2 separate regions of the Homo sapiens genome follow, and region 2 is linked to region 1. A link is a loop called in an ENCODE intact Hi-C map of the cell type or tissue named here. Cell type or tissue: sigmoid colon. All regions are shown on one strand.

Region 1 (4,000 bases):
AAACAGAGCCTGAGGTAAGTATTGAATGCTAATGCTTTATTTAGGAGGTATGTTTTTATGGCTGCAAAATTGAGCGAAAAGGGAAGCGAGGCAGTTTGAAGCAGAACTATAAACGTAAGGTGTTGCATTTCAGCAGGGGCATCAGTCTACCTATATGAGATATTTCCACATGGGCTGTTCCGGGAGGAACATGCTCCTTGGTTCAGTCTATTGCATGGAGGAATGGAAATGTGTCTGCCAGCTCCTTCACATCTCCTAAATTCCATTGCTCAAACTTTACCTTCCAGAGATTTAACTCCCCCACAATCCTAAGTTGCATCACCTGGCTCCTATAGCAGCTGCTCAGGAAGCCAGGTCTCGTGCCCGCAGCTTGGTCTTTGTATGAGTCCAAAAGTGTTGTGAGCCACTATTGATTTCAGGAGTGATGTTGGTTGGCCTTAGGAAGTTTAACACTGTGAGTTATCACAGAATCAGACTGCTGCAGCAGCTGGGGTAGAATAAGCAATCTGGGATTCAAAAGGCAGGTAAGGCCAAGAGACTCTGAGGTGGGACATAAGATGTGTCTGATCCATTCTTCAACATGACTCACTACTCCCATGCACCGTCATCGAAAGGAAACCTTTCTGGCTTGGAAGAGCTGGTGTATCAGTTGAGATTCATTAAGCTTAAAGAAGCAGAAAACCTAAATGAAACTGGCTAAGATAATGAGGAAAGAAGGGAAGTTATTGGCTTACATGCCTACGAGTCCAGAAGGTCAGCAGGTTTCAGATTTGACGGCTCCACTGTCCTGAAGTTCTTTTGACTCAGTCTTTCTCCACAGGCCAACTTTCTATTCAGGCTATCACTAAAATGGCTGCAGCAACTCTAGGCCATTAGTGCACACATGACCACATTCCAATATCCAGAGGAAGACAGAAACTATCTCTTCATTTGCTTCTTTCTTACAAATGAAGAAACGTTTCCTAAAGGGTGCCTCAGCCAACATCCCCTTGCAGCTCTCATTGCCCAAGCTGGGTGATACATTCATTCCTTAACAATCCTCATTACAGGGATTCTAAACACTTTGATTGGCTGGGGCCTGGGCTCCTGAACCAATCACTGTGAAGAAAGATGGATCACCATGACTGCTTAACCCAATGGGGACCCACCTCCTGCACTGGGGTAATCCTCAAACTGCATGACAACCACAAAATGCAAGGGGGTGGGGAGGTGGACTTGGTGTTAAAGAGAAAACCACACTGTCGACAAGAGCCAGACTTCAAAAGCATCTAAAGAAACAAAGACAAAGCTGCCATCATCATTTGTTAGTAGACAGTTGTCATGGAGTGGGGATTGACTCACTTTAAGCAAAGTAGGTTTCAGCCAGTCTGTGTAGTTCTCCATGACTCTTACTGTTTCTTTCACTGGGACTCTCTATTCCCCATCCCTGCCTTTGATAGTGCATCTCATCCCTAAGCTTATTCCAAAAGCCTTCCTTGTTGTTTCACAGCCAGAAAACACAGGCTGAGTGATATATAAAAGCTTTGGAATTAGTAGCAATTTTAGAAATCTAGATCAGGGTTTTTCAAACTCCATGGCTCTGGAGAGCTCTCTCAGTTGTGAAACTTGTAGGGCTGAAAAGAAGAGCTAAGTAGTCGAGGCTCTAGGCCTCCTAAACCCCCCAACCAAAGCAGCTGTAAATTCATTTATTTTGCGTAGCTATATAGCTTTATTCAAGATTAATTTTTATTCAGGGGATTAAAAATCAAATCCCCTTATTATAAAAATGAGAAAACTGAAGCTCAAAGAGAGGGGTGGAAGCGTGTGTTGAAGGTCATGGTGCTTATCTGTACCTCCTCCTCAGGACACCTATGCTAACATTTGAAAAGTTTCACCTGTGCCTCATGAGCCCTCTCTTCTCCAGAATCAGTGGCCCCAGCTTCTTCAAATCTCACTCCAGTGAAGAGATTCTAAGCCATCTCACCAATTCATTGTTCAACTCCTTGTTAAAATCACTTCACTTCAAGTGTAGTGCCAAGAAATAATCATGATGAGTCAAATGCATCTGAGCAGCAGAGAGAAGAGCAGGACTGCCCTATGTCCCATCAGAATGTTGCACTCTTAATAATATAGCCAGGGATCACATTAGCTAGTTGGCAGGCACAGAACACCATTGCCTCATACTGTCCGTTAAAACTCTTAAGATGTTTTTACAAGCTGCTGCAAAGACTGTTCTCCTCATCCTGTTCCTATCCTCTTGTTTACTTAGACTCAATTGCAGGGTTTAACATGTATTTCATTTATTCTAAAATTCCACAATTCTAAGTGCCCACCGTGTGCATTTCTGGGCATTCCATGAGCACATGGAGAATTCTAGGACAGGAGGAGCAAATTCAGCTACCTTGAGGAGCCAGGCAGGTAGGGACAGAAGTCATATAAATAAATGAAGATGGCCAGGTATAGTTCAAATTTGTGAGCTATGAAGTCTGGTTAAAGGAGAACTAGGCCTCATCTAAAGAAATAGCTTTATTCAGCCTCAGCTAGCCATTGCCATGCAAGAATCAAGTCCAGAGTTGCTAGATCTTATGATTTAAAAAAAAAAAAATCTGGAAATGTGGATGTTGATTGGAAATATCCAGTCTTTTAAATGTTGGCCACTAACTCTCAAAGTTCTAATACACTCTATTGGCCAAACAAAACACATCTGCAGGCTGAGTTCAGGCCATGAACTTCAAATTTACAAACTTTGCCCTGTGAGGATGAGGGAGTTGGGCAGCACTAGTTAATGAGACAAAAGTATAAAAATGACTCGTGTTATCTTGGAATTAATAGCACAACATTTATTTTTAATATTACCCTATTAATCATACGCTTGAACTTTTTAAAGCTGGAAAGAATCTCTGGGATTATATTGTTTAATCCTCTTGTTTTATAAAAAAGGAATCTATGATTCACAGAGGAGAAATGAGTTGGATTTTAATTAAATGAATCCAAATGAATTCATGAAATGAATAAAAAAATTCAAGTTCTTAGAAATTGAGGAGATAATTGGTACATTAGCTCCTCAAACCTTAGTCCATGGTTTCTCAATCTAAGCATTATTGACATTTTGGACTGGATAATTCTTTGTTGTGTGTGTGGGTGGGGTGGAGGGGGAAGAGTTGTTTTGTGCATTGTGGGATGTTTAGTACCATCCGTGGGCTCTACCTACTAGAAGTCAATAGCACACTCCTGCAAGTTATCAGTGGCAAATGAAGGCAAGAATGTTTTTAGATATTACAAAGTGTCCCTGAGGGACAAAATTGCCACTGCCCTTGAAAATCACTATACCCTCTTCCAATCCCTTTGTCTTATGGTTGAGAGGACTCAGAAAACTCGAGAGCTTTCCTCAAAGTCACATGGGGAATTATTGGCATTGCTGGTACCAACACTTGAATCTCATCTTAACTCCTTCTAGAGTGCCCTATTAACAAAAGCCTGCAAATATGAGCCACAATTTGATCAGTAAGTTTTGTAAAACTGCATATTTTAAATTAAGAGGCAGCATGGCATAATGGTGAAAAGCATGGATTCCATGACTGACAAATCTGCATTTGGTTCTCAGCTCTTCTACTTACTTGCTTTGTGACATTGACCAAATTAACCTCTCTGAATGTTTGTTTACCACCTCACCTGAAAAATGAGTGGTAAAATGTATATAGTGCTTGTCACAAGATAGGGATTCATCAAATGGAAGTTGTTGTTATTATTATTATTATTATTACTATTATTTAACTGGACCTGGAGTCAGTAAACTGTAGCCCACAAACTGAATTTGGCCTGCCTGTTTTTGAATAGCCTGTGAGCTAAGAAGTTTTACATTTTTAAACGGTTAAAAAATTTTAAAATAACAATGCCATTTTATGGTACATGAAAGTCATGTGAAATTCAAAGATCAGGGCTCATAACTAAAGTTTTATTGGAACACAGCCACGTATTCATATGCACGTAGTCCATGGTTGCTTTCATGTAAAAGCAGCAG
Region 2 (4,000 bases), 310 kb after region 1:
TGCCATTATTCCATTCACACTATCTGCAGATCACAGATCTGGATACTATGTTCTCATCTGACAAATGAGTGACAAGAAGGACAGAAAAATCCACAGACTCATCCAAGGCTCCCACAAAAAGTGAGTGTAACATAGCCAGGATGTGAACCCATGTCTCACCCAAAGCACACCATACTCCGACTGTATGCAGAGGAAACCACCTCCGCTGCCCCTCCTTTCTTTTACTTTTCCCTCTTCCCTGCCATGAGACAGTGTGTCTTAGACTTTGACCCCACAGAGTTTTCCTTAGCAAGACGCCTCCTCCCTGTACAGTCCTCAATGGACAGAGTTGGTTGGGTACAGTCCTCTTCCCCCTGCCATAGAAAGCCTGGTGCATGGCTGAAGCCTCGCAGGCTGGCCATCCCCACAGCAGAAGCGCTGCTCCTCCCATCCTCCTGCACAGAGGGCATTGCCTGCTCTGGAATGGGTGAGCCTTCATAATGTGTTATGGCAATTTAGTCACATAATGGCTTGTACTTGGAGAGCATTTACTTTATGCCAGGCATTATTTTAAGTGCTTTACATTTAATTGTTACAAAACCACATGTGGTGAGTCTATTCCCATTCTACAGATGAGAAAACTGAAGTGCAGAGAGTTAAAATAAATCACCCAAGGACACAAAGACAGTGAGTAGCAGGGCTGGATCAGAATTCAGGCAGGGTGGCTCCAGCATCTGTTGGCTTAACCTCCTCATATGCTTTTTGTCTGAACTGGAAAGCCCCAAAGCACATTCAATACTACCCCTCATTTTGAAAACAAAGAAAATGAGGCCCAGGGAGAAGAAGTGAGTGACTTGCCCGGGTCAGTGACAGAGCCTGGAATACAGCCCCTGACTCCCAGGCCAGTGCTCATCTCATCTCCTGACACTGCACTTCCCCAGGACTCTCTCCCCAAACTCTGCATGTCCTTGGCTGCAAACAGGCTGAGTTTCTCACTAACAGCTCAATTATACTGGAGTGAGCACTCCCCTCCAGGAAGCCAGTTTACGGGACATTAAAATCTCTTACTAATGACCTATATTCCTCACATCCAAACTGGAGCTTGGCCATGTACTCCAAGCAACTCCTTGCAGGAGTCACAAAGCTTTTGACTGGGGAATAACCAAAGCCAAATATTTCCAGAGGCAGGAAACCCCCTAGGGTCCCATTCCTCAGCTCCTCCTCAGCCCACAAGGAGGTTGTTCTAATGTCAATGGAAGATACTTTCTTTTTTCTCTGAAACCTTCAGAGATGATAACCTGGTGAGCCTGGGGCCACTATCACCTCCTCATCACCCCCACCCCATATTTATTCTACAGATGAAAAACTTCAGGATGGGAAATGTCTCTATTCAAACCCCTTGTTGAACCAATGGGGAAACTGAGGCCAGCAAGAAGACTGGGCCATGCTCCAAGGCACACAGTAGGGCCAGCAATGGCCAGAGGCAGGGCTGGAACCCAGATCTGTCCACTCTGAATTCTAATTCTTTCTACCACCCCTCACAGGGTCCTCCCAGCACCTTGTTTGTCTAGAGTACATAGTTCTTTTAAAAGTGGTTTGTATAATTCTTAAAATCCTGAAGAGTTGTAAACAGCCTTTGTAGAAATACAGAAAAACAGTTCGGGGAATAATTTGTCTCTTTCTTCCCCTGCTTAATTTTTTGATCTCAGGATGACAAGGCCAGTGACCAATCTGTCCTCTTCCTTTCCCCCTGGGGGCTCGAAGGAGGTAAATCTAGGGCATATCAGTGAGTTCGGTGAACTGATGTTTGTGAAGTGCTTCAGCTGACACAGTGTTTTCATGTGACATTTTCAACAGCCCTGTGAGGTAAACACATGCCTATTGCAAGGGAGGCCATGTGGCCTGCCGCGTGGCCACTAGACATTGGAGTGAGGTCAACCTGGGGCTGGATCCCAGCCTCAACACACACATGTGAGCTCAAAGTTACTTATCTTCTCTACTTTCCTCATTTATAAAATGGGCATTATACACACCTTGCAGAGACATTAGGCAGATTGAATAAGGTGAGGCATCCGGGACTTTACAGCACTCAGTAAATGTTAGCAGACATTATCTCTGTACTGTCCTCTACCAGGGAGTGCATTACAAAAAAAAGTAGTTAACTCCCGGGGTTTGTTATTCCAATACAGGCAGAAAGTATAAATTAGCATCAGAAAGGCTTTGATAGACTCCAGATGACAAAGCCATAGTGGGAGCTAGTATGCTCAGGACTGGCTCGGTACTCTGGTTAATCTAATCAGAGTGAAGCCAGGTCGTGTGTGGGAGCTAAAGGGAAGATGCAGTATTTTTTTCCTCTAGATATAAACCTGGGGAATGCAGGCCTGGAGCTGCTGGCCCATCCTGGTGCTATGTGGAAACTGAGACTGAAGCCAACATGGAAGAAAGGAGTCCTGAGAGAGGAAGAGAGATCATGTGAGACCCCTCCAGCCAGTCCCAGCCCAGGATCTCGAAACTGTATGAACTGATACATTCTTTTGCAGAGCAGGGGTGTGCGTTATCTATCACTGTTGTCTATCACTTGCTCGTGAAAGAGTTCCACTCGCTTCAAGGGTTGTCGAAAGAGCCAAAGAGATACTAGCCTGCTGGTTGATGAGGGTTGGTGCACAGGACTTTTCAGAAGGGCTGTGGAAATGTTCTATTTCTTCAACTGGATAGTGGGCGTACCAAACTTATTTATTTATTTATTTATTGAGATAGAGTCTTGCTCTGTCGCCCAGGCTGGAGTGCAGTGGCGCCATCTCGGCTCACTGCAAGCTCCGCCTCCCGGGTTCACGCCATTCTCCTGCCTCAGCCCTCCGAGTAGCTGGGACTACAGGCACCCACCACCACGCCAGGATAATGTTTTGTATTTTTAGTAGAGACGGGGTTTCATCGTGTTAGCCAGGATGGTCTTGATCTCCTGACCTCGTGATCCGCCCGCCTCAGCCTCCCAAAGTGCCGGGATTACAGGCGTAAGCCACCGCGCCCGGCCTTAAGGCATACCACATTTCTTATGCTATTCTTCATGCTTTGAATGTATAACATATATATGTGTAATTACATAAATATATAATTCTACCTAAGAAGTATAGCTTGGAACAACTTTTCTAGAGACAATTTGGCAATACCTATCCATTTAAAATGCACAAATCTTTTAGCCTTAAAATTCCTCTTCTTATCCTAAGAGAATATTAAATTGTGCACAAAGATTTCTATACCACAGTGTTTATAATTTCTAAAGAAATTTTGAGTTTTGTCAATAAAGAATTGAGTAAATTTTGATAAATCCTTGCAATGGACTATTATGAATATTATGTTATTAAAAAGAATATGGTAGATTTTTTATGCATTGACAGTGGAAAATATCTATAATACAAATTTAATTTAAGAGGGCAGGAGGACTGTGTATCATTTAGAGATTGTATCCAAGTACCAAGTACAAGTCATAGAAGACCTGACCGCAGTGACATAAAATCACAGAGGATTATTCTCCAGTGATAAGGAAGGCCTGAGGAAGGTCAATCAGGTCTGGCATGGCTATTCCATTAAGTTATCATGATTCATGTGCCTTTCCCTCGGTGTCCAGTGTGTGGTTGCCTCCTCAGGGTCACTTCATGGCTTAAGATGATTGCTTCAGGCTGGGTGCAGTGGCTCAGTCTATAATCCCAGCATTTTGGGAGGCTGAGGTGGGCAGATCACCTGAGGTCGGGAGTTCGAGACCAGCCTGACCAACATGGAGAAACCCCATCTCTACTAAAAACACAAAATAAGCTGGGTGTGGTGGTGCATGACTGTAATCACAGCTAGTCAGGAGGCTGAGGCAGGAGAATCGCTTGAACCTGGGAGTCGTGGATTGCAGTGAGCCGAGACTGAGCTATTGCACTCCAGCTTGGACAACAAGAGCGAAACTCCATCTCAAGAAAAAAAAAAAAAAAAAAAGTTGATTGCTTCACATCTGTTCTGTAGTCCAGAAGAAAGAGGG

The links. Hi-C counts contacts between places; a loop is a spot of excess contacts. Peaks named below come from ENCODE experiments on the same cell type or tissue, not always from the same donor. Only the 100,000 strongest peaks of a DNase experiment are listed, where the experiment ranks them.
Region 2: a loop joins it to region 1, with 4 times the contacts of the local background. A loop is called at or near these places in 1 of 110 quality-filtered maps.

The regions. Positions count from the first base shown.
Region 1 is chr1:56,144,531-56,148,530 of GRCh38, forward strand. No RefSeq gene overlaps it. Among named protein-coding and RNA genes, the nearest start is that of LINC01755, 200 kb to the left of the region's middle. In sigmoid colon, no CTCF peak of the experiment used is centred here; a DNase peak (open chromatin) is centred at 2,141; H3K27ac peaks cover 205 bases.
Region 2 is chr1:56,451,365-56,455,364 of GRCh38, forward strand. All of the region lies in intron 1 of LOC124904185 (a long non-coding RNA gene), which reads right to left. Among named protein-coding and RNA genes, the nearest start is that of LINC01767, 38 kb to the left of the region's middle. RefSeq lists enhancers at 687-1,362, 1,363-2,038, 2,039-2,714. In sigmoid colon, no CTCF peak of the experiment used is centred here; DNase peaks (open chromatin) are centred at 1,047 and 1,887; H3K27ac peaks cover 1,135 bases.